Regions from separate parts of the Homo sapiens genome. Here regions 1, 3 and 4 are each linked to region 2. A link is an interaction called in ENCODE POLR2A ChIA-PET data of the cell type or tissue named here. Cell type or tissue: PC-9. All regions are shown on one strand. Each heading gives the region's core, and the rest is flanking DNA. Links, peaks and the distances in the headings are about the cores only.

Evidence for each region. ChIA-PET counts read pairs that join two places held together with the same protein. Peaks named below come from ENCODE experiments on the same cell type or tissue, not always from the same donor. Only the 100,000 strongest peaks of a DNase experiment are listed, where the experiment ranks them.
Region 1: POLR2A ChIA-PET joins it to region 2 with 8 read pairs; 2 of 35 experiments call an interaction of 5 or more read pairs at or near these places.
Region 3: POLR2A ChIA-PET joins it to region 2 with 5 read pairs; 1 of 35 experiments calls an interaction of 5 or more read pairs at or near these places.
Region 4: POLR2A ChIA-PET joins it to region 2 with 12 read pairs; 1 of 35 experiments calls an interaction of 5 or more read pairs at or near these places.

Annotation. Positions count from the first base shown.
Region 1 is chr3:150,409,652-150,415,544 of GRCh38, forward strand. TSC22D2 (TSC22 domain family member 2) reads left to right here. Exons shown (of 3, transcript NM_001303264.2): 1 at 1-1,657. Among named protein-coding and RNA genes, the nearest start is that of TSC22D2, 4.3 kb to the left of the region's middle. RefSeq lists silencers at 8-177, 438-717 and an enhancer at 464-1,343. In PC-9, for the core only: a CTCF peak has its summit at 519; DNase peaks (open chromatin) are centred at 3,050 and 4,810; H3K4me3 peaks cover 5,000 bases; H3K27ac peaks cover 1,461 bases.
Region 2 is chr3:149,578,927-149,584,819 of GRCh38, forward strand. All of the region lies in intron 2 of WWTR1 (WW domain containing transcription regulator 1), which reads right to left. Among named protein-coding and RNA genes, the nearest start is that of WWTR1-IT1, 70 kb to the right of the region's middle. In PC-9, for the core only: no CTCF peak of the experiment used is centred there; DNase peaks (open chromatin) are centred at 1,345, 2,495 and 3,105; H3K4me3 peaks cover 2,679 bases; H3K27ac peaks cover 5,000 bases.
Region 3 is chr3:150,516,402-150,522,294 of GRCh38, forward strand. No RefSeq gene overlaps it. Among named protein-coding and RNA genes, the nearest start is that of SERP1, 27 kb to the right of the region's middle. RefSeq lists enhancers at 3,696-4,196, 4,197-4,697. In PC-9, for the core only: no CTCF peak of the experiment used is centred there; a DNase peak (open chromatin) is centred at 2,870; H3K27ac peaks cover 1,073 bases.
Region 4 is chr3:149,471,049-149,476,941 of GRCh38, forward strand. It overlaps TM4SF4 (transmembrane 4 L six family member 4), which reads left to right and starts at 3,649. Exons shown (of 5, transcript NM_004617.4): 1 at 3,649-4,003; 2 at 4,775-4,864. The coding sequence starts at 3,830. In PC-9, for the core only: no CTCF peak of the experiment used is centred there; DNase peaks (open chromatin) are centred at 1,201 and 2,793; H3K4me3 peaks cover 279 bases; H3K27ac peaks cover 2,532 bases.

The sequences.
Region 1 (5,893 bases), core at 515-5,514, 830 kb after region 2:
CCGCCAACGGAGGAGGAGTCGTTTCGGCCCGGAGCGTGTCTGGGGCGCTCGCCAGTACCCTGGCGGCGGCTGCCACTTCGGCCCCCGCCCCCGGAGCACCCGGCGGCCCCCAGCTCGCGGGCTCATCCGCCGGGCCAGTGACTGCAGCCCCATCTCAGCCTCCCACCACATGTAGTTCCCGTTTTCGCGTGATCAAGCTGGACCACGGGAGCGGAGAGCCCTATAGACGCGGCCGATGGACGTGTATGGAATACTATGAGAGGGATTCAGACAGCAGCGTCCTGACTAGATCCGGGGATTGCATTAGACACAGCAGTACTTTTGACCAGACTGCGGAGCGGGACAGCGGCCTGGGCGCCACCGGAGGGTCGGTGGTGGTAGTAGTGGCCTCCATGCAGGGGGCGCACGGGCCCGAGTCGGGAACTGACAGCTCCTTGACTGCTGTGTCACAGCTACCCCCGTCGGAGAAAATGAGCCAGCCCACTCCGGCCCAGCCGCAGAGTTTTAGCGTTGGGCAGCCACAGCCGCCGCCGCCACCCGTAGGTGGGGCTGTGGCTCAAAGCTCGGCTCCGCTGCCGCCGTTCCCGGGAGCCGCGACCGGGCCGCAGCCAATGATGGCAGCCGCGCAGCCCAGCCAGCCCCAGGGAGCGGGGCCCGGGGGACAGACTCTGCCGCCGACGAATGTAACCCTGGCGCAGCCGGCTATGTCCCTGCCTCCGCAGCCGGGCCCTGCAGTGGGCGCCCCCGCGGCGCAGCAGCCCCAGCAGTTCGCGTATCCTCAGCCTCAGATACCGCCCGGACATTTGCTGCCCGTCCAGCCCTCCGGCCAGAGTGAGTACCTGCAGCAGCACGTGGCCGGCCTGCAGCCGCCAAGCCCCGCGCAGCCCTCGTCCACCGGCGCCGCAGCGAGCCCCGCCACGGCGGCCACCCTTCCCGTGGGCACCGGCCAGAATGCTTCCTCGGTGGGCGCGCAGCTCATGGGCGCGTCTTCCCAGCCCAGCGAAGCCATGGCCCCCCGGACGGGACCAGCGCAAGGCGGGCAGGTCGCGCCTTGTCAGCCGACTGGAGTGCCCCCGGCTACTGTGGGAGGCGTGGTGCAGCCGTGCCTCGGTCCTGCCGGGGCTGGGCAGCCCCAGTCCGTGCCTCCGCCGCAGATGGGTGGCAGTGGTCCGCTGTCAGCCGTACCTGGTGGCCCTCACGCCGTGGTGCCCGGAGTTCCAAACGTGCCTGCAGCCGTGCCCGCTCCAAGCGTGCCTAGTGTGTCTACCACTTCTGTTACTATGCCAAATGTACCCGCGCCTCTGGCCCAGTCGCAACAGCTGAGCAGCCATACGCCAGTCAGCAGGAGCAGCAGCATAATCCAGCATGTTGGGCTGCCCTTAGCGCCAGGCACACACAGCGCACCAACAAGTCTACCACAGTCTGACCTAAGCCAGTTTCAAACTCAGACCCAGCCTTTAGTCGGGCAAGTCGACGATACTAGAAGAAAATCAGAACCCCTACCTCAACCACCACTTTCTCTCATTGCTGAAAATAAGCCTGTTGTGAAGCCGCCTGTTGCAGATTCCCTGGCAAACCCCCTTCAGTTAACACCTATGAACAGTCTGGCCACCTCTGTATTCAGCATAGCTATTCCTGTTGATGGTGATGAAGACAGGTATGGAAATCTCTATTTTAAATATTTGATAGAAATGCTTGGCCAACATTGTAGCTTAGGATGCAACTTTGGGAGATTGTTGTCAACGGAGGCCCTTAGCATTTTTAAATACAAAATTTAGTTTTTGGTAAAATTGATTTAGATTGCTGATGCTGATGTCAAAGGGTGTAATGAGCGAATTGGTCTTGTCACCGTTGTTTAAAAGCACTAAAATGGGTAGGGATGCAACATTGTTTACTCAAAAAAAGGTGAATTTAAGCTTAATGCTTACCATTTAATGGTGGTAGCTAGTGTGTTATGCTCCCATAGAATTGTCCTTTTCTTACATATCAATCACACTTGAACACGTAAGGCAGAGAGATTTGTCAGTGTGAGTTTTGAGGCTGAGACATAATAATACTACAAGTTTTCCTTTCTGGAAAACCAGAAGGTCCTCTAGTGAAAAAAAAAATCTATGTAAGGAATCTTCTCCAGTGTATCTGGAAAGGCTGGAGACATAATGGTGAAATGTCAAATCCGGCTTTGAAGATCATACTTAGTTCAGCCTTTTGATTAAAGGAGGTACAAGGTCACGAGTCTTCCCAGGGACTTCTCTAAGATACTATTTTTTTGTTGTTAAGCAAAAAATGTACTGGAAAGATATTCTTACTTTCCATCAGTCTATTTATTATAGGAAAGGGAGGTTGAGATCGATCCTTTAACTGTAGTGAAAGCTATAGTTCTTGAAATTAAGAGTAATTTTATAATAAAAGTGTAAATGTTAATAATTGGCTCCCTGTATTTAGGGATGCTTTTTTTAATGGCCTAAATAAGAATTAGTGTATTGCTACACCAGTGCCACAACAGCTGATGTTTGGTTATGGTTTAGTGAGGATTTTTGTGGTTTTGAGGAGATGTCACATGTAAATTTGACATACATATTGCAAAATTTTAAAAGCTGACTTGTTGCAATGTTTTAAAATTATATTTAAAAATTATAGAAAAAGTTTCAGGAATTTCACAGTTAGACATTTCTTTGCTGGGGTTTTTGTTTAGCGAGAGGCTAATTTTAGGTGTTTTTAAAAGATACAAACTAATATTATGGATTTCCAGAATAATTAGTATGTGGAAGAATACAATGACATGTATGTTAAAGCTTTCTCTTCCTATGGTTTCTTCTGAGTTCCTTCACATTTCTTAACCTCCCATTTCTAATTAGCCTTGTATTTTTGTTATATACTTCTGTTGGTTTGAAAAATACTCACTGACTGAAATTCATTCATCTTCTCTGCTTTTTGTAATTTAAAGTTCATCTTTTTTTGTAGGTGACTTGCTTATGGGGAGTCTTTCTTCACTTGAGAACGCTTAGAGAATACCACGTGTCCATAAGTGAGCTCAGCTAGCTAGTCATTGAGAAATTTTGTGTGTGTGGGACTACTAAGTAAACTGACTCCACAAGCCACTCAGAAAAATCCCTCTACTTTTATAGTTGCTCCCATTGTCACACACAGGGACACACCTGTAACACAGATTGAGTTTATTTTTTCACCTTTGGTAATAATCAACAGGCATCTTCACTTTTCTAGCTGCCACAAGCCAATTTTTTCCTGATAAGTTGGCAAATAACCTTTTGCTTTCCTCTGTTCCTGTATACTGCCCATATCTCTTCAAGAAATGATGACTGGTTTCCTGAGCTACCCCGCTTTCTATACACACACACACCCCTCCACCCGAGAATGCAGATTACATTTTCCCTTCTGTGCACACCTCTCTCAGTTTACAGCATCCATACTTAGATTCCTCAGAACTTTAGTACGATGATAAGGCATGAAGCAGAGACTTCTGTTGATAGATGGAAACTGAAATGTATTCTTTAGGGTATGACATCAAAAATGCATTTATTTTTTCCTCTTACTGTATTAAGAGTTGGTAATCTGAAAACTCTGATTTCCAAATTTGTGAATGGTTGAACTACAGATACTACTGTATCAGTGTTCTTACCAATTGCAACAGTTAATTCAGTGCAGGGGTTTTGATGTATGTACAGTCCTATTTTAAACATGACACTTCCCTCCCTTGCCCCAATCATTTAAAATCTACATTGCTTACCAATGTTCATTTCTGATTTTTGTTACAGTCTTTCATTGGTTTTTAACTTGACATGCTAGTTTCCAAGATGTAATCTTACACATTTGACTGTTTTGTCACTGGTCCAACATACCTGGTGAAGGAATAAATCCATTAGGTAGAAATAGTTGGGTTTTTTGTTTTGTGTTTTTTTTTTTTAATAGAAAGCTTTGGTTAAAAAAAAAAAAAAGAACAGGGTATTTTAAAATTTTGTGTTTGAAATTAAATAACAGTTTTCCAGGCATATGTTTAAATTACTGAGATGAGTACTTTTGAGGAGACTACTATCTTAACTGAAAATTTTAATTTTAATGTGATTTTGGGTTGCCGCCTTAAAATCTGCATGTTTTCAAATTTGAAATAAAACCAACTGGAGTGAGAGGTCTTGACTAATTGTGATTTAAACTTTGCAAGTAGTTTGACAAATTTCAGATCCTAAGGAAATATTTGTAAATAAGATATATGCTTTTTTTAAAAAAAAATTAGGACTTTAGTAAACAGTCTATTTCTTTGAGAAAAGAAAGGAAAATGGGAAATTAACAAAAAGATTGAGGTGGTTTAGGTTGATACATTGAAAACTCTTATCTTGAGATTTTGGTTCCATTACCTAATGCAAAGTTCTATATTGGCTTAATTTTGAGATCATTTATAATTAAAGAACCGGGCCTTATAGTAATACATCTTAATATTATCACACCTTTAAAAGGCTGATGGTTGTATATGCAAAAAGTTCTCAATTAGCATTGCCTATTGACTCTACATTATTAATTACCATAAAGTTTATCTTTCTGGCCATTTTCATTAGAAAGGTTTATGGTCAGTTGTTGAGACTCTTCAGATTGATTTTGTGTAAACTCGTGGATGTGATGGTTGAAAATACAGTCCTTAAATATGTAGCTACTTTTATAGTGAACTTTACAAAACTTGTTTAAACTACGTACACACTTAACAGTCTCCTGTAAATGAGAGGAGGTGCAAAATATTACTGGCCCTTTTGGAAAAGGAACACAGTACAGATCACTTTCCATAGATAGCCAACCAATGTGAACTCTGTAGGCCGCATTCCAGGAACTCTTATGAATGGCTGCAATTGTGAGCTGTCATCTGTGGCCAAAAGACTGTTGAAAACCTGATTCTAAGGATCCTTTGGTGGCAGATATTTCTATGTCTTGTTAATGGTTTTATTTGTGTGGTTTGCTAATGATCACTGATAAAATATTATACATTGTGAATGTTAAGTGGTGTGTCCTGGTATGTGCCATAAATACACATTTTGTTTGTACATTTATATATATTTTAAACCAAATTCTGCTGCTTTTTTTACTTGAAGTTTAAGTGAGAGGATTAAGTAAATGTATACCAGGAGGCAGAACTGTCTCAGTCTTCGACCTCTGTTGTATGAAAGTCTCACTGAATTGAAGTCTCTAAAGATGGAAATTTCTTACTTGAATCTCTGTTTCTTGGAAGCTGACATTTATCTGTTAAATTGTGAAGGTAATTTTGCTCTTGTAGGTTTACAGTTGATGTCTGAATCACATACTAGATACTATCCTATGCCTATCTACACGTTTAAGAGTGTTCTTACTGAGGAGTTAGTAGTAAAAATGTAAATTCGTATATATGTGTCATTATTGTTTAGCATAAAAACTGATACTGATGTATTCATCAGGGATTACTGATGGATACCACATGGATTACTAAAACATACTTTATTCATAAACGTGGCTTGAAATAAAAGAAATGACAGATTTCCAAAAAGGCTTACGATTTTCCAAACTACCCGAAATTCCTAAACCATGAGCTATATCTGTAGGAGTGTGGCCTTTTATATTCACAGTGACACATACTGTATAAAATTTTATGTGCACTAAATCATATAGGCCAAACATTGGTAAATTTTTTTAGAAAACATGATGGCTTATATGTGTGTGAATAATACAGATTTCCAGCTGACTATTTTAGTAACACTTGTTTTTTCTTTTTAGGAGATCACAACCCCTGAACTAAATCACCTTTATGAGAAGTCATTTTATATAGGACTGGTGGTAGGGGTATATATGTCCTCTACTTCCTGAGAATAAATATAATGCCAATTCATTTGTTATTTAAGAATCCTGGGCCAGGAGCGGT
Region 2 (5,893 bases), core at 396-5,395:
CAGGAAAAGGCCTGGTGTTTTTGGATGAATTTACCCACACTAACTTTATGATGAAGGAAGCCGTATAACAAGGACTTTCTGAAATAGAGAATCCCATGTAATGTATTTTGTATTGCTGGAAGCATACAAAGATATAAAAATAGGAATGATTACAAGTGCTTCATTTTGAAAGAATTTAAAACTATTAGCAGCATGTTGCTTATTTCTATGGGCAAAGATTTTGTCTTCAAACATAAGTGTTTTGTCTTTTTTCTGCCCACCATTTATTTAATAAATGAGAGTTTCATACAGTGTCAGACATCAGGGCTCCCCTCCATCAGCAGAGTGGTTAGGACGGGACCTGGAAGCAGCCTCCAAACTGCCTCTTCTTTTGCCACAACCTAGCTGAGCAGTTAAAGAGAACCACACCAATGAGATGAGAATTTAAAGACAGCCTGGGGTCATAAAACCAAGGCAGACTGGTTTAAAACTCAATCATACTCACTGCTCCCTGTCTTCATCCCCTCAGTGAAATTCCTCTGTAGCCTCTGTCCTTACTACCTCCTTTTTTCTCTTCCAGTAGAATACAAGCTCTTCCAGAAGAAATGTTCCACAGATAATGCTAGCCAGGTGTGGTGGCTCACACCTGTAATCTTAGCACTCTGGGAGGCTGAGGCGGGAGGACTGCTTGAGCCCCAGAGTTGGAGACCAGCTTGGGCAACATAAAAAGACCCTAGCTCTTAAAAAACAAAAAAGAAAAAAAGCTGCCAAGCCTATGATATTTACAATCCCCATTTAAGTATAAGCAAACTGTCTTATTTCAGAAAATCAGATTTTTAAAACTTTTTTGATTTACTAGGCCAATTCACCATCCTCTTAATGTTAAAACAAATGTACATACTGAAGACAATTAGCTTAAAATTTGCTAAATGAAACAGCTTTGCAACTTGCTTCTTGTGACTCAGTCCAATTAGACCCACTAGTGTTAAAAATGGAAACTGAAACAGATTTGGATGAGGTTGATAAATTCCCAGATAGGGCCTGCCAAGTAAATCTGACCCACTGTCAGTAGACAACAAATGCTATGCCAATTTTTAATCCTGTACCAGATGGCAAGGAGTCTTGCCGAAGACTTATATTAAACTTTTAAAATTTTCCTCAACTGGAATTAGAATACAAGTATGCAAAAGGTGGTTTACTTTCTCGTTGTATGTTGGGGATAAATACTGTTTGCATTTAAATCAAATTAAACATTCTATTAGTGTGATCTTATTTAGATTTCAAGACCTAGGAAATGACATATATCTTACTCATATCTTACATTTCTTTTAGTAGTACCTTTTGTTTTGCCAACGGTACTTAGCTCTGCTAACCAACACCAGAGATGAGTCTTAACCACAAGAACAAAGACAGGGGTGGTATGCACACTTACTAATTCTCCCAGGCCCAGATGCACACTTTCTCCAGGTAGTCCCTCTGCTGTCACCTAAAACCACAATGCAATGGGAGCTGAGCACAGTGGAAGCCCATTGCAGTGGGAGCCCATTGCAGGAGAAACCCCAGGGAGCTCATCACAGAAGGGAGGCCACATCACAGAGGGAGCCCATGACAGTAGAAGCCCCATCGCAGTGGATGCTCAGCTCACCACCCACATCTAAACTAGCAACCCGACCTGATCATGTTTGTAATACTAAGATTAGGTTTTTTGTTTGTTTGTTTGTTTTTGAGACGGAGTTTCGCTCTTGTCACCCAGGCTGGAGTGCAATGGTGCGATCTCAGCTCCCTGCAGCCTCTGCCTTCCGGTTCAGGCAATTCTCCTCCTTTAGCCTCCCAAGTAGCTGGGATTATAGGCGTGTGCCACCACACCTGGCTAACTTTTGTATTTTTAGTAGAGATGGGGTTTCACCATATTGGCCAGGCTGATCTAAACTCTTGACCTCAGGCCATCCACCCGCCTCAGGCTCCCAAAGTGCTGGGATTATAGGCGTGAGCCACCGCGCCTGGCGACAATATTAAGATTAGTAGCCATCCAGTACATTGATCTCCTCTGCTTAACGTTATCAGTCTATTTGCATAATGTGGAGTCGGCTTTTGAACTTCGATATGTTGACAATCAGAAATAAAGTAATAGCTCTTCACATGGTTGAAGAGATACATAGCTTAGGTTTTACTGTATTTCTAGAAACCCTAATCAATCTTCCTCCCACGTTGTCATTCTTTCTACCACCCTAATTAATAATTCTTTGTCCCAAGGCAGCTTTTAAAACACTATTATTGGTTATAATGATTCTTCCATTCTGCCCAAATCCTAAACGGCACCATCTCCTGCTATTTTTAATGCATCAGAATAGAAGATACAAAGAGGTAAAAGTCAAGCTGCCAATGTGCACAGCTGACACATCTATTAGCAAAGCATTCAGAGTTTAAACCCCAAAGCTATTAAAAAAAAAAAAAGACTCATGCCATATAATAAAGGTGACTCTTCACACAGCAGAAATGTGTTAGATGAGAAAGTTCATCCTTCTTTGAAACCACAAAGAATTTATAGTTGAAAGTTTCCGGTCAGATTTTCACTTAAGCAGCTCATCAAACATAGCTGCAGTCTATGACACAGAAATAATAACTGATATATAAATAGGGGATTTTTTTAGGATCCTCTAATAAAAGATGATACAAGACCAGAGAAGTTATTTCAGTGTATGGTTCCGGTCTCTACCATTCACTTGCCAATTCAAAAAATTTCAGCATTCTCTGGAATTCTGAATGAATGGCAGGGATTGTATTTTTAACTACCAGGCTCTAATCCTCGACTTCCCTCACAGACTTGCCAAGAAGTTTCCACTTGTTTAAGTTAGCAGCAGTAGGCACAGCAGCCATGTGAAAGGTCTCCTAGTGCCTCTGCCCTGGCCAGCTGTGGTGATCCATCTCCCTCACGTCCTTCCCACTGAGCACCACCGACTTTTCTGCAGACTCATTCTGTCTGAACCTACTCAGTCAGGCAGAAGCTGAGTCAAGCAAAGCTGCTGTCAGCCCCAAAGAGCAGATGAGCCAAATCAGGACTGTAATACCCGTGGTTCCTGCAGGGATTCATTTACCAGAGTTTTGTCCCTGGGGTGGGAAAAAAAAGTGGCACTGTGAAGTGCCACTTCCCAGAGAAAACCACTTTGGAAGGCTGGTGACTCATCAAGACAGCCCCAGGTGTGACTCAGGAGCCTCACTTCAGAAGGTGAACAGTTCAGTCACTGTGTTAGAGACACCCCGTCATATGCTGCACGCACCCCAACAGCACCCGGCCCTGGCAAGCCTCACTTTGCCTCTGCAAACTGAGCAAAATTCTTGCTTAACCTCATTTTTCCTATTTTGTGAAAACATAAGAAGGAAAAAAAAAAAAGGACTGGGAGTTTCTGTTGCTTGTTTGATTTGGGCCAAGAGCCATATTAAAGAACTTTGGCTGCGTTGCAAACAATTTTATTATTAGTACCAGCATTTTTTTTTCTCCTCTCATGCCAGGATCAATAATGCTATTAAAAAATGTATAGTCCAGACACAGTGGCTCACGCCTGTAATCCTAGCACTTTGGGAGGCTGAGGCAGGAGGATTGCTTGAGCATAGGAGTTCAAGGCCAGCCTGGGCAACATAGGGAGATCTTATCTCTAAAAAAAAAAAAATCAAAATATGAGTCGGGCGTGGTGGTATATGCCTGTGGTCCCAGCTTCTTGGGAGGCTGAAGCGGAAGATTACTTCAGCCTGGGAGGTCGAGGCTGCAGTGAGCCGTGATCATACCACTGCACCCCAGTGTGGGCGGCAGAGCAAAACTCTGTCTCAAAAATAATAATAAAATAAAATAAATAAAAGATGTATAAATCACCTTAAGTTTATTGTGTTGGAACTCCACAACAATGTGAGAGTCTATTTCACGATATTATTTCCAGATGTCAAGTATAAAATATGTACTTGGTAGAGTCTTTATTTCACTTTTCTCCTTTCTCACAAACAAAAACATGGGATGAGAATCAGAAGTAGAGAAAAGATGAGACGCTTTATGAATGGTGAATTATTATTACTCTTATTTTTTTCTGAGATGGAGTTTCACTCTTTCAACCAGGCTGGAGTGAAGTGGCACAATCTTGGTTCACTGCAACCTCCGCCCCTCAGGTTCAAGCGATTCTCCTGCCTCAACCTCCTGAGTAGCTAGGATTATAGGCGTGTGCCACCACACCTGACGAATTTTTGTATTTTTAGTAGAGGCAGGGTTTCACCATGTTGGCCAGGCTGGTCCTGAACTCTTGACCTCATGTTATCCACCCGCTTCGGCCTCCCAAAGTGCTAGGATGACAGGCATGAGCCACCACGCCCAGCCACATGAATAGTGAATTCTAGAATAATTAATAGGAAGTGGAATGTATTCATCCATTTTTTCATTAGACAAGTATTTACAGTGGGGTACATCTTCCATAGGGATTCAGTTCCAAACTCAGTTTTCTTTTGTTTGAAAGAGATGCTGCCCAGGCTGGACTCCAACAGTTGGGCTTAAGTGATCCTCCTGCCTCAGCCTCCCGAGGCTGGGTCTACACATGCGTGCCACCTTGCTCTGCTCCCCAAAATCAGTTTTGGCAAATGTGGAGTGTGGTAAAAATTACCACTGAAAAACTTTTGAATATACAGTCCACTAGGCTTTGTGTACATTATATTATCTTTCAGTAAGCCCAATGCAGCCAGTTTCTTCCAGGGTTAGAATATGGTGCTATTTCTACACCCAAGATCCAGATGAAGTGATGCTGTACCCAAATATGTATGTCGGGATTTGCTAGGCACTCAGTGATGAATTCACGACACTTCAACATGCATACGGTGATGAGTGCCTGTAATACCTAGGCCCTCAAGGAGCTGGCAGTCAAATGAGCAGGGAGAAGGTGGCAGTGAAACAACGAGCAGTATGGTGGTAAACAGCACAGACTCTATTGTTTTTGTTATTATAAATGGTCCAGAGCCTGACACTCTGTCTCAACAGCTGTATGTTAGAAATGTTTCCCATATCAACTGCATCTAACATCTAGGAATCAGCTTCAATCTCACAATAAGTCTTAAAAAGAAGTTAGTATTTTAGAGTAGCCACTAAGCTACTCTAAATGCTAAAATACTTTGACAATTGTTTTTCCATGCTCTCTGTGCCTAACACGTTTTTAACATGTTGTTTTTTCCAGTTGTTCTTAAATGGGACACTGACCCAGTGCTTGGCTGCTCCGAAGCCACTCCAAATGTGAAATATGTCGAAGCTAAAGCTGCACTGCCCTCCTTTCTCTTCTTTCTAATGGGGCCAAGTGAATTAAATGTCACTCATCCCAAAAAAGAAGGCAAATCCTCTTTAAAACCAAAAATTCTTTTGGGTTAGGCTAGCTTCTCCTCTATTCATGTGAAGAGATTTAATTCCTTTTTGTTGGTTTTGTTTTTTTCAATTCTGGGAAGAGGATGAGCCACCCTGGCTCTGGCCATCAGAGCCACTTTCTTTTTGCACATGTTTGAAAGGCATGACACAACTTGAACTGGAAAAAGGGCTGGCATGAACCCCGGCATCTCAAGAGAGACTAGAGGTGCTTTTCAGAGTGAGGTTCCCATTTTGCAAGAAATTATTTGGAGGATCAAAGACAAAAACTGAGGCATCGAAAGGGACCAACTTAGGCTTCAGAGGAAGGGGAGAGTGCTACTGGGGACCTTGAAAATAATTATCAGGAAACACAGCTTATGGTTCACATTTCAAACCCAGCCTACAATGTTTCTTTACGTGTATTTCTTGGCATCTTCAGTCGAAAATATCACCCAAATGAGGCAGAGTGGTACAGTGGATTTGAGATCTGTTTCTGCCATTAACTGACTAAGAGACTACTGTAAGTAACATCTCCAAGCCTTGGTCTCC
Region 3 (5,893 bases), core at 358-5,357, 940 kb after region 2:
TGGCTAACATGGTGAAACCCCATCTCTCCTAAAAATACAAAAATTAGCCGGGTGTGGTGGCATGCGCTGTAATCCCAGCTACTCAGGAGGCTGAGGCAGGAGAATCACTGAACCCAGGAGGTGGAGGTTGCAGTGAGCCAAGATTGTGCCACTGCACTCTAGCCTGGGTGACAGCGAGGCTCTGTCTCAAAAAAAAAAAAAAAAAAAAGGAATAAAGTTGGACAACTCAAACTTCCTGATTTCAAAACTTTCAACAAAGCAACAAAGCTACAGTAATCAAGATAGTGATACTGGCATAAAGCTAGACCTACAGATGAATTGAAGTGAGAGTCCAGAAACAAACTCTCACAATGATGTTCAACTGATTTTGACAGGGGGCCAAGACAATTCAATGGGAAAAGAATAGTCTTCAACAAATGATGATGAGACAACTGGATAGTCACATGAAGAATGAAATTTGACCTCTACCTTACAATACATACAAAAATTAACTCAAAAATGGAACAAAGACCTAAATGTAAGAGCTAAAACTATAAAACTCTTAGAAAAAAAACATAGGCATAAATCTTATGACTTTGGGTTTGTTACATACGATGCCAAAAGTACAAACAACAAAAGAAAAATTAGAGAAGGTAAACATTATCAAAATTTTTAAATTTGGGGCATCAAAGGACACTATCAAAAAAGTGAAAAGATTAGTTAGCCAGGTATGGTGGTACACACCTGTAGTTCCAGCTACTTGGGAGGCTAAGGCAGGAGGATCACTTGAGCCCAGGAGTTTGGGGTTGCAATGAGCTATGATTGCGCCACTGCACTACAGCCTGGGCAACAGAGCAAGACCCTGTCTCTAAATGAATTAATTAATTTAATCAAAGTTAAAAAATAAAGTGAAGAGAAAATTCACAGAATGAGATAAAAATTTGACAAATTGTATATTTGATAAGGGACTTATATCTAGAATATATAAGAAACTATTACAATTCAATAATAAAAAGGCAAACTACCCATTTTTTTAAAAACAGGCAAATGATCTAAAGAGACATTCTCCAAAGAAGATATGCAAATAACCAATGAGCAAACAAAAAGATGCTCAACAGCATTAGCCATCAGGAAAATGTACACCAAAACCACAGTAAGATACCACTCACACCTTCTAGGATGGCTAAAATAAAAAAGACAGATAACAAGCTTTGGTGAAGATGTGGGTAAATTGGAATCCTCATACACTCCTGGTGGGTGTTGGGAACAAGCCCCTCAAAATCTGGCTGTAAACTGGCCCCAAAACTGGCCATAAACAAAATCTCTGCAGCACTATGACATGTTCATGATGGCCATAACGCCCATGCTGGAAGGTTGTGGGTTTACCGGAATGAGGGCAAGGAACACCTGGCCTGCCCAGGGCAGAAAACCACTTAAAGGCATTCTTAAGCCACAAACAATAGCATGAGCAATCTGTGCCTTAAGGACATGCTCCTGCTGCAGTTAACTAGCCCAACCTATTCCTTTAATTCAGCCCATCCCTTCGTTTCCCATAAGGGATACTTTTAGTTAATTTAATATCTATAGAAACAATGCTAATGACTGGCTTTGGCAGGTGGGAATGTAAAACGGTGCAGATGCTTTGGAAAATGGTTTGACAACTCCTGAACCAGTTAAATATAGTTACCACATGATCTAGCAGTTTCACTCTTACATATATACCCAAGAGAAATGAAAACATATTTCCACTGTCCACACAAAAACTTGTATACAAATGTCCATTGCGGCATTATTCACAATTGCCAAAAGGTGGAAACAACCCAAATGCCCATCAGCTGATGAATGGATAAATAAAATGTGGTATACTCAATATTTTTCAGCAATAAAAGGAAATGAGGTACTAATGTAGTCTACAACATGAATGAACCTTGAAAACATGCCAAGAAGCCAGTCACAAGGACAAAATATTGTGATTCCATTTATATGAAATTTTCAGAATAGACAGATCTATAGAGAGAAAGTGGATTAATGGTTTCCTGGGGCTGGGGAAATGGGGTGATCAGGTTGGAGGTGAAAAAGAACAAACTCTTGCTACAGGCAACAGTGTAGATGAATTTAACAGACATAGTGTTGAGTGAAAGAAGCCAGACACAAAATAGTACATACTGTATGATTCCATTTATACAAAGTTCAGGAACAGGTAAAACCATTCAACGGCAAGAGAGTCAGCAGCTGTTACCTTTTGGGGTATTGGCTGGGAGTAGGAATAAGGCAGCCTTTTGTGGTTTTGGGAATGCTCTATTATCTTAATCTGGAAGGTGGGTACAAGAGTGAGTGTGAGTATGTATGTTTGTGAATACATCTATGTTAAAGAATTCATTTAGTTGTACACTGAATATTTGTTCACTTTACTATGTAAGTTCAAGCACAATAACAAAAATTGTATAGATAAAATAAAAAGTACTATCCCACCAATCTAGTTAGCTTGGGAGCTTCCCTATAACTGAAGCAAACTGGATCAAAATGCTTCTCTCCTCTTCTCCAGGGCCACATAGTCTGCATATTTTTAACTTTTCCTCTTCATGGCTGCCTTCGATTGTCACTAACTGATTTCAGAGAAACCTTGAGGCAGAGAAACCTTGTGGCTTCAGGGAATGCCAGAACTTGGACCTTTAGGTCTCAGAACCCCTCTAAAAAGGTTTTCCTTTATGGCTGAGGCCTCTTTCTCTTTCCAATTGAAGGCTTATCAGGAAGGAGGGTTCCCAGGAAGCAAGCTGGGCAGGCCTACGTACTTGAAGTCTCAGAGAGTCATATAATTAAAACTCCTTTGTATTGCCTGGGTTTTCCTCTCATTATGCAGTAACCACACCCTTTTTATAACATTTATGATGTTACCTGCACATATACTCACTGGGAAACAATGTGAAGTTAAGCCTAGATCTGTGACTAACACCATAAAAGCAAAACAATCGCTCTACCTCATAGGAGTGCTGCTAAAAAGACACAAAGACATATTTTAAAATATTTACGTTAAGAGCAATACCATAACCAGGTAACATAGATGAAAACTTCATAAACTGAAAGAGGTCACACAAATGACCAAGACATAGTTTTAACTATATCATGGAAATCTCCAAAAATTATGTTCATCTATAAAGTAAGTGAAAGCACCGGAACAGCTTCCTCCAAATGAGCCTTGTAAATGGATCTACTAATAACACACTCCACTCTTAAATCTGAAAATAAACCAAGCCAATATTAAGTGAAAAGTAACCTCTGGTAAAACTGACACGCCACTTTAGGTAGCTGCAGCCATGCAAAAGTTTGATATCAAAGTATCTGAAAAGCATAGCATTCACCAGTTGTCGAAGCACCGTTCCGGGACTTGCAGCATCAGCTTCACTTGAGAACCTGTTAGAGATGCACATTCTCGGGCCCCAACTCAGGCCCACTGAATCAGAAACTCTGGGAATGGGGTCCCCAGCACTCCAGGTGTTTTTGTTGTTGTTGTTTTTGGGGTTTTTTTGAGACGGAGTCTCGCTCTGTTGCCCAGGCTGGAGTGCAGTGGCGCGATCTCGGCTCACTGCAAGCTCCGCCTCCCGGGTTGACGCCGTTCTCCTACCTCAGCCTCCCGAGTAGCCGGGACTACAGGCGCCCGCCCCCACGCCCGGCTAATTTTTTGTATTTTTAGTAGAGACAGGGTTTCACCGTGTTAGCCAAGGATGGTCTTTATCTCCTGACCTCGTGATCCGCCCGCCTCGGCATCCCAAAGTGCACTCCAGGTTTTAATTACCTCTCGGGTGATTGTGGTGCACGCTCAAGTTTGAGAACCTCAGCTGTACCCAATTACTTTAGGTGGGCAAGGGCTTTCTAGAAGATCAAACACTTCAAACACCTGGCTTCAGCTCACAAGCACGGGACAAAAGCTCTCGGTCCTCTTCCTTGTTCTCCGCGGGGTTTGTAGTATGAATCTCAGGTCACAAACTCGGACTATCACCTTAATTCAGACCCTCCCTCCCGGAGTGATCTAGGTCGTGTGTCGTCTCTCCTTCTCCGCTGTTGCAGCACAGATGGAAATGGAATGGGTCTCGCTTGCAGTCTGTCACGACCTCCACTGACTTCTTCAGGGTGGTCGCTCGCGGTGGTCCTAAGGCGCTCTCATCCTCCACACCTCGCTGGGGGACCGGCGATCTCCTCCAAAGGGTCGCCCCAAACCCCGGCCGCGCCACCCCCAGCTCCAGGGGACCAGCAGCTGGCAGCTCCGCTCTCCCACCCTCAACAATGCCGGGTTTCCTCGCTTCTCCGGCTTTTACAAGAGGTCGGGAGAACGTTTGAATTGTGGTTGCTTCTTCTTTGAATCTTGCAACATTCCTGAAAGCCCTACGGAACCGAAATTTGGAGAGAACACAAATAACAAGTCTAAAAATTATCTTGCCACAGGATAGTAGGTGCTTCCTACCATTACCTAAGTAATTTGACACCATATATTATTTAATACACTTCAGGGTTATACATAAAGGTAAAATGTGAAAGCTTGCAACTAATAATTACAGCAATAAGCAAACACATGTTTTTCCTCTTTAGTTTCGCTTTTTAAAATTATCAAATTATTTTTATGGACACAGTAATCAAAATAGAAACAATTTAGCCTAGGAAATTTAGCAAGACTCCATCTCTACAAAAAGTTAAACAATTACTTAGGTGTGGTGGCTGGTACCTGTAGTCCCAGCTACTCCGAAGGCTGAAGTGGGAAAATTGCTTGAGCTGGGGAGGTAGAGGCTACAGTGAGCTGATCACACCACTGCATTACAGCCTGGGCAACAGAGACCTTGTCTCAAAACAAGCAAACAAACAAATATATTTTACATTTTTAAAAAACACCCACATAACCCTATCACAAAAAAATCCACCAAGCTAATATTTTCATATTCTTTTCCCATTTTAGTATGTATATATCAGTACACATATTTTATGTCCTGCCCTTCTCACTTATTATTGATTTCCATGTTACCAAGTCACCTTGTTTCCATATAAGCTTTATGAAATTAATTTACAGGAACTACATGACACTGATTATAATATGCACATATCCTTCAACCTATTATCCACTCCTCAGATTCTACTTAAGTATTCTTTTTTAAGTATACTACAGTCTTTTCTCCCCTGTAAGTTTTTCATTTCTTCCCACATTTAGAGGAAACAATGCTTTCCACATCTTACTGCACCCCCTGGCTCTCTTCTGCTCAGTAACAGCAACTGTCTCAGTCAAGCGCCTCTCTGTGGAACACTGCTGTTCCTTCACAGACAAAGCCATAAAATCAGTGAAAAGCAGAGCCAGCTGCTCGCCCACTGCTAGAGGAAGAGGTCATCTCTCTTGCCTTTTATCCCATCTCAAAACATGTTATCCCTCTAATGCCTTTAGAGTTCCCTGGACTGGGCATACAGAGGTGTCCTCAAAGTGTTTTCAGAACTCTGATAATATAGGAGCAAAATCTGCTGAATCTTCCTTCCTAGAAACAAAAGTGATAAGGCCCAACCTTGAAATCTAGATGAAAATCCTGAATGTAACTTCATCTTTCAAGTTTCTGCAGTGGTTTCCAAAATGCATTTCACAGGGAGCTGTTTGGCATAGGTCAATGAAGAATGGATTTTCTGTTCCCAGAACCTTAAAATATTTATACTCTGTGCATATTCCAGAAATCAACAATAGCCCCCTACTGCCCATCACCAATTCTTCCATAAATAGATAAAGCACCTAATAGGTAACTCCCTGACAGTGGCTAGAATCAAGTGTTCATTTAATGGCCCCTTAGAGTTTCTCAGAAGTTTCTGGAGAAAATGGGAAGAATGATGTTAAAGTGCAGTCAGGTGTCACTTAACAGGAACATCTGAGAAATACGTCACAATTTCACCA
Region 4 (5,893 bases), core at 286-5,285, 110 kb before region 2:
TCTCACTTTATAAAGATCACTAACTTTCACTACCTGATTTGATCTTTATTTTTTGATTGAAGACCTATAGTAAGCAAAACATGTTGCATTATTACCTAACATCTATGCACACATAACAAAAATTTCATAAAATGGCTCTTATTACATGCAATGCCCACTAATATTTTCTATTATTTTTTTCCTCCTTTGGAAAATCACTTTTAACAATCTATTTTCATCATCCAGGTAAGCAAAGATGAAGACCTGAATTTTATTTGAATGCAAATGTGTGGAGACCCCTGTCTTCTTCCTGATATTCTGTGTGAATAGATGAGAATGCTCTGCTTTAAGACAAGCAGAAGAAGCCATGTCTTGTTCTTCTGCTAAGGGGCAGTTACTCATTTAACCTCTGTGTATGGCTTCTCTTGTCTCTTGTCACAAGTAGAAGGTTGTAACATCATTGAGGGCAGAAAGCAAGTCTTAGATTTATTTTATTCACAAGGACAGTATTTGGCACATTGGTGGACATACCATGCATGTAACAATACACTTATCGATTGCACTGAATTGACAGCTCTTCACCCATTTCAGGGTGAATGTCTTCTGCTCCTGTGCTTGTTAGCTGAGGAATTGACTTCCTGCATCACTGGAAGGAACCCCTAGACTTCCTGCTGCTTAGTCCCGTATGGTCAAACCTCACATCCGGTGAGGTCCATGGAGATAGTGCCCATATTCACATTCTTCTCCTTTTCTTCCCCCAAGGATCCCTCCTGTCTTTCTATCCCTTCCAGGGCTACTATTTGCTCTCACTTCTGAAGTCTCCATAGAAGGCTAGTGACAGAATGGGGCTTAGTGTCCTCAGCCACTTCCTTCTTGCTGTTTCTGAAAACAAGGGAGTTAGCCTTTTTGGTTTAAAGCCTTCACTGCTAAACACCCAGAGGAACAGAATAAGCAATAAACTATCAAGTAGGAGTATCACAAAAATGATTCCCAGAATCTCACACAATTTTCCCTTGCCCCCAAAGCAGTCTGTTGGTGACCTCCCTGCTACACTTCCAGAGAGTGAATTTCACCAAGGTTCCCATCCCCCCCACGATTCCCTCTCTCCAGATTAGATATTCTACTTCTTGCCTGGAGGTCTGAAGGCACAATTAATAATTGAACAATTAATGAGTTAGTCACTATCCAAGTGTTTGAAGTCTGAAGTGGTCAGGGCATTCCAGGAAAGTGACTGTTTTTCAGTGTTTCTCTTCCTCTACCCAGGAAATAAGTTACCTCAGGCTTGAAAGAAAACTGAAGTGTGGTCCACAATATTTCTTACTTTCATCTAGTCACTCAGACAGTATACATGGGTAACTCCAGTTGTGCATCTGAAAAATCTAGGACAACAGGGCTAGTGTTGGTCAAATGCCATGATGGTAACTTCTAGAAGCAAACGGTGTAGTCCAGGGAGAAAGGAGAAAGCTGCCCAGTCCCCAGAGAGAAGCTGCCTAGCTCTAAGTAGCATATGCATTTGATTAACCCAATCCACTCACCCCCAGGACTGTTGCCTTTAGAGTTCATATGCTCAAGACTCCCTGTCAGAAGCCAGTGGGTTATAAATAAAGTTCATTTGCACCTGCCTGGAGTGTTGGAAAACAGCTGTCAGCACAGTGATGACAGCCCTTGTTTGCTTCTGGTGGAAACACAGCTGGTTTTCTTTTTCTTCCTTTTGCTTGTCTGTATATCCAATTTTTCTACCAAAAAAAGTCACATTATTTTGTAATAAGGAATAAAATCACAGTTTGTTGTTGTGTTCAGAAGGGTCTCCTACTGTGTGCATATACCTCACACACAGTGTCATTCTATTGTTTATATTTAAAAGATGATGTTTTGTTGTTTGTTTGTTTTCAAAAAGGAAAATCTATGAGAGAGAACATAGCCTGGGTTTTGGCAACACAGAGCTGGAGAGGAGGTAGGCTAATGGGTATGAACATACAGTTAGCCAAAGGGATAACCTCTGTTGTTTGACATTACAGTAAAGTGACCATGGTTAGTGATAATGTATTATAGATTGCAAAGTAGCTAGAAGAGAGGACTTAAATTGTTCCCAGCACATAGAAATGATCAATATTCAGTGATGGATACCCCCAAATACCCTGGCTTAATCACTACATATTCTACACATGTAAAATATCACACGTACCCCATAAATGTGTAAAATAGTATGTATAAATAAAAAATAAAATCTTAGCTCTTCTTCTTATGCTGAGATGAGCTTGCAAAAATCACTTTGAGCAGAAGCATCCCCACTTGTGAAGGGGGCATGACACCTTCTTCACAGAAGGGTGAAGAACATTTAAGGTGCTCATTCGTGCTTGGAGTATTATGCATGGCTCAATAAACATTTGCTGTTTTTCTGCTTTCTTTCTCATCCTGACCCTGAGATTTCTAAGTATCTTTATAAAGCAACCAGTACTCATTTCTTAGAAATTTTAGAAGGAGCCTCAACATTTTTCCAGTCTGACTTTTCTGGAATCCTTCCCACAGCTTCCCTTTCCAAGGGCCTCTGAGCCTTGGCAAAGCCCAGTCCATGGCTTCCTTGTGAGCAGGTGGCCTATTCCACGGTAGGACAGGTCTTACCATGGTAATAATGTCACTTGCTTTTTATTTAGCTAAAATTTGACTCCCTAAAATATTCGACCTATTTTAACCTCTAGATTCTCAATGAAGAACTAGTAAGACTTCCAGTTCCACCTCTTAATCCTTCAGCTGTTATGTAATACCAGTACCAGGCAGGGCCATCGCATAATGTAGAGCTTGGTCCAGGCGTGGCAGAGAACTTCTTAAGTGACACAAAGCAAATGAATGAATCATGCCCCTGGCAGTTGGCAAACTTTCTAATAGGGGTGTGTTTTACTGCCTCCTGCACTCTATAACTGCTCTTCCAACTGTGTCTTCTCCCCAGTCAACTCATCAGGACCTTTTCTCTCCCTCTCTACCAATGCTGACCTTCCTTTCCCCTTAGCCTTAGTGGATGATGGTTTCTTTATTCCTATATGGAAGACATAGCTGAGAAAGTTGATTAGGAAAACTGTTTTTGCTAATTCCATCACATCGTGTAGGGAAAAGATAGAACTTAATTACTTAATTGCGTAACAAGTAGAGAAACACAGCAATCAGACAATAAAATGAACAGTAGCTTTTTGCCTTAAACAATTCTTTTAAGTCTGAGCTCAATGATACACAACTAGACCATCAAATTATTTTGATATTGAGGAAAACAGAAGCTCTTTTGGATAACCCTGAATTCCAGGCTTTCAGTGGAAAAGACAAAGACACGCACTGTACACCATTAAGTACTTGGGAGACATGATTTTAACCAGGATGTAACTCAATTATATTAGTGATTTATAAAGAGTCTGGAGAAAATATTTCTTTATTTGGGCATGGGCACTGTCAGATTAAAGGTGCAGTGGTTCTAAATGCTGTTTGTTCCAGCCCTGTCTTCGATTGCAACAATGTGAGTGTCTTGTCTGTGCTGGTGGATTATTAACAGAGGTTATTGGTCTCCATGGCAAAACGATTGAATGATTGCTCTGAACGTAATCTCATTTATGGGGGTGCAAAAAACAAAGCACTTCAGGTCAGGGAGAATGTATAAATGTCCATTGCCATCGAGGTTCTGCTATTTTTGAGAAGCTGAAGCAACTCCAAGGACACAGTTCACAGAAATTTGGTTCTCAGCCCCAAAATACTGATTGAATTGGAGACAATTACAAGGACTCTCTGGCCAAAAACCCTTGAAGAGGCCCCGTGAAGGAGGCAGTGAGGAGCTTTTGATTGCTGACCTGTGTCGTACCACCCCAGAATGTGCACTGGGGGCTGTGCCAGATGCCTGGGGGGGACCCTCATTCCCCTTGCTTTTTTTGGCTTCCTGGCTAACATCCTGTTATTTTTTCCTGGAGGAAAAGTGATAGATGACAACGACCACCTTTCCCAAGAGATCTGGTTTTTCGGAGGAATATTAGGAAGCGGTGTCTTGGTGAGTAGGGAAGCTTAAAATCCCCCTAAGGGAGATTTTCCCTTCCCCACAATCCTTTTTAAATCAGGTACTTATTGAACAGGGAGATATTTAGTTGGTAATAGAAGCTCAAGCATTGCATGGTGAGAGGTCAATGCCTTAATTTTTTTCTCGTTTCTGTTAGGATCTGACAAGGACACGTCAGCTAAATTTACTAAGTAATTAATCTCTAAGCTTGGGCTGACAGTTCTCATGGGTCATTTGAGTCCCATGAACCGAAGTGAAGGTCGCATAGTTTCTTGATTCCAACAAGATAGTGCCCAAAACAATAACAACAACAAACCCACGATGCAAACCCACTAGAAAAGCAAATTGACTTAAAACCACCATGAGAAGCTGTTGTCAGTGTGGTCGTCTTCCACTTAGGACCTAATGATTTCTTTACCTCTGGTTTCCAATAGAATTGGGAACCTCCGTTTGAGAGAGTGAAAGGGAGAGAGACTCACTCTTCATGACAATTGAGGAAAAGTTTGTTATTCTTTTTTCTAACACACCATCTAAATGGAAACTCAGATTTTGAAATCTTGCCTCATTGAAGCTGGTTAGTCAGCCCAAATGGAATCTAAGTACTCCATAACACTCCATTACCCCTCCAGCCATGCTCTGTTACTTTGCCATTCCCTTTGGGCCTCCAAATCCCTCATTGTGGATGGGGCTCCTTATACAGTCAGGCAGGCTCGGGCCCTCCCTTCAACTCCTGGACTCTCTCTGAGGTGCCTCTTCTCCTGGTAGATGATCTTCCCTGCGCTGGTGTTCTTGGGCCTGAAGAACAATGACTGCTGTGGGTGCTGCGGCAACGAGGGCTGTGGGAAGCGATTTGCGGTGAGTTACCATGGGGGGCAGCTACTAGAATTACTCCAGGGTGCTCTGTGCTTTTGTGCTGGGCAGCATGGGGATGGAGACAAGTTATCAGCTCCAGCCAGGACTCTGGGAGCAGCTGGTGAAGGGATAAAACTGTGATTTTTCCTGCCAGTGTGAAATAATAATAATTTTCCAAAATACCATAGCCCTCATACTTATAGGGTATGAATATTGTATTAGATTTTACAAACCGACAGGGATGTCAGAACTGGAGATTCAGAGGGGTCCCATATACAGAATGCAAGCCTGGAAGGCAGAGATGAAGCTGCAGCATTCCTCTGCCACTGAGAGGCCATAAGAACTTGGACAAGTCATTTCCCTTTTCTGGCCCTGAATTGCCTCATCTGCAAAGGGGACTTGGGACAGGACAAAAGATGGTATCCTCCCCTCCCCAGTAGGCTTCTAGGTTCCTCACTCACACCACTTCCATGTTCTCTATTTCTGAGGCCCAGCGCCTCTGGCTTCCACCAGGCTCTGCTTCAGGACTTCTGTTTCCTCTCTTGTTTCATGCGGCCATCGATCTTGAACTAGAGACGTTAGGCATCAAAGTTCCAGAGTGCAGTGGAAAGAATGCTGGGACATGGGGACAGGACCCATTCTGCAATTGAGCAAGTCATTCTACTGCTCTGCCTCCCTTTGCTCATGTATAAAGCAGGAAGCTGGACTAGACCAGAATTTCTCAAGTATGGGACAAGCTCTGGTGCTACACAGATGTGCTATATCTTTCCACAACATAGAATGTCATTCCCATTCAATTCTCCTTCAATCCTTTTGAATCTATCAATCTATCAAGAAAAAGATCTTATTTTGGTAGACATAAGTCTTTCTTTTTTCTTTTCTGTTTTTTTTTGTTTTTGTTTTTGTTTTTTTTTTTTTTTTTGAGACAGGGTCTCACTCTGTTTGCCCAGGCTAGATCTTGGCTCACAGCAGGCTTGAACTTCTGGGCTCAAGTGATTCTCCCACCTCAGCCTTCCAAGTAGCTGGGAGTAC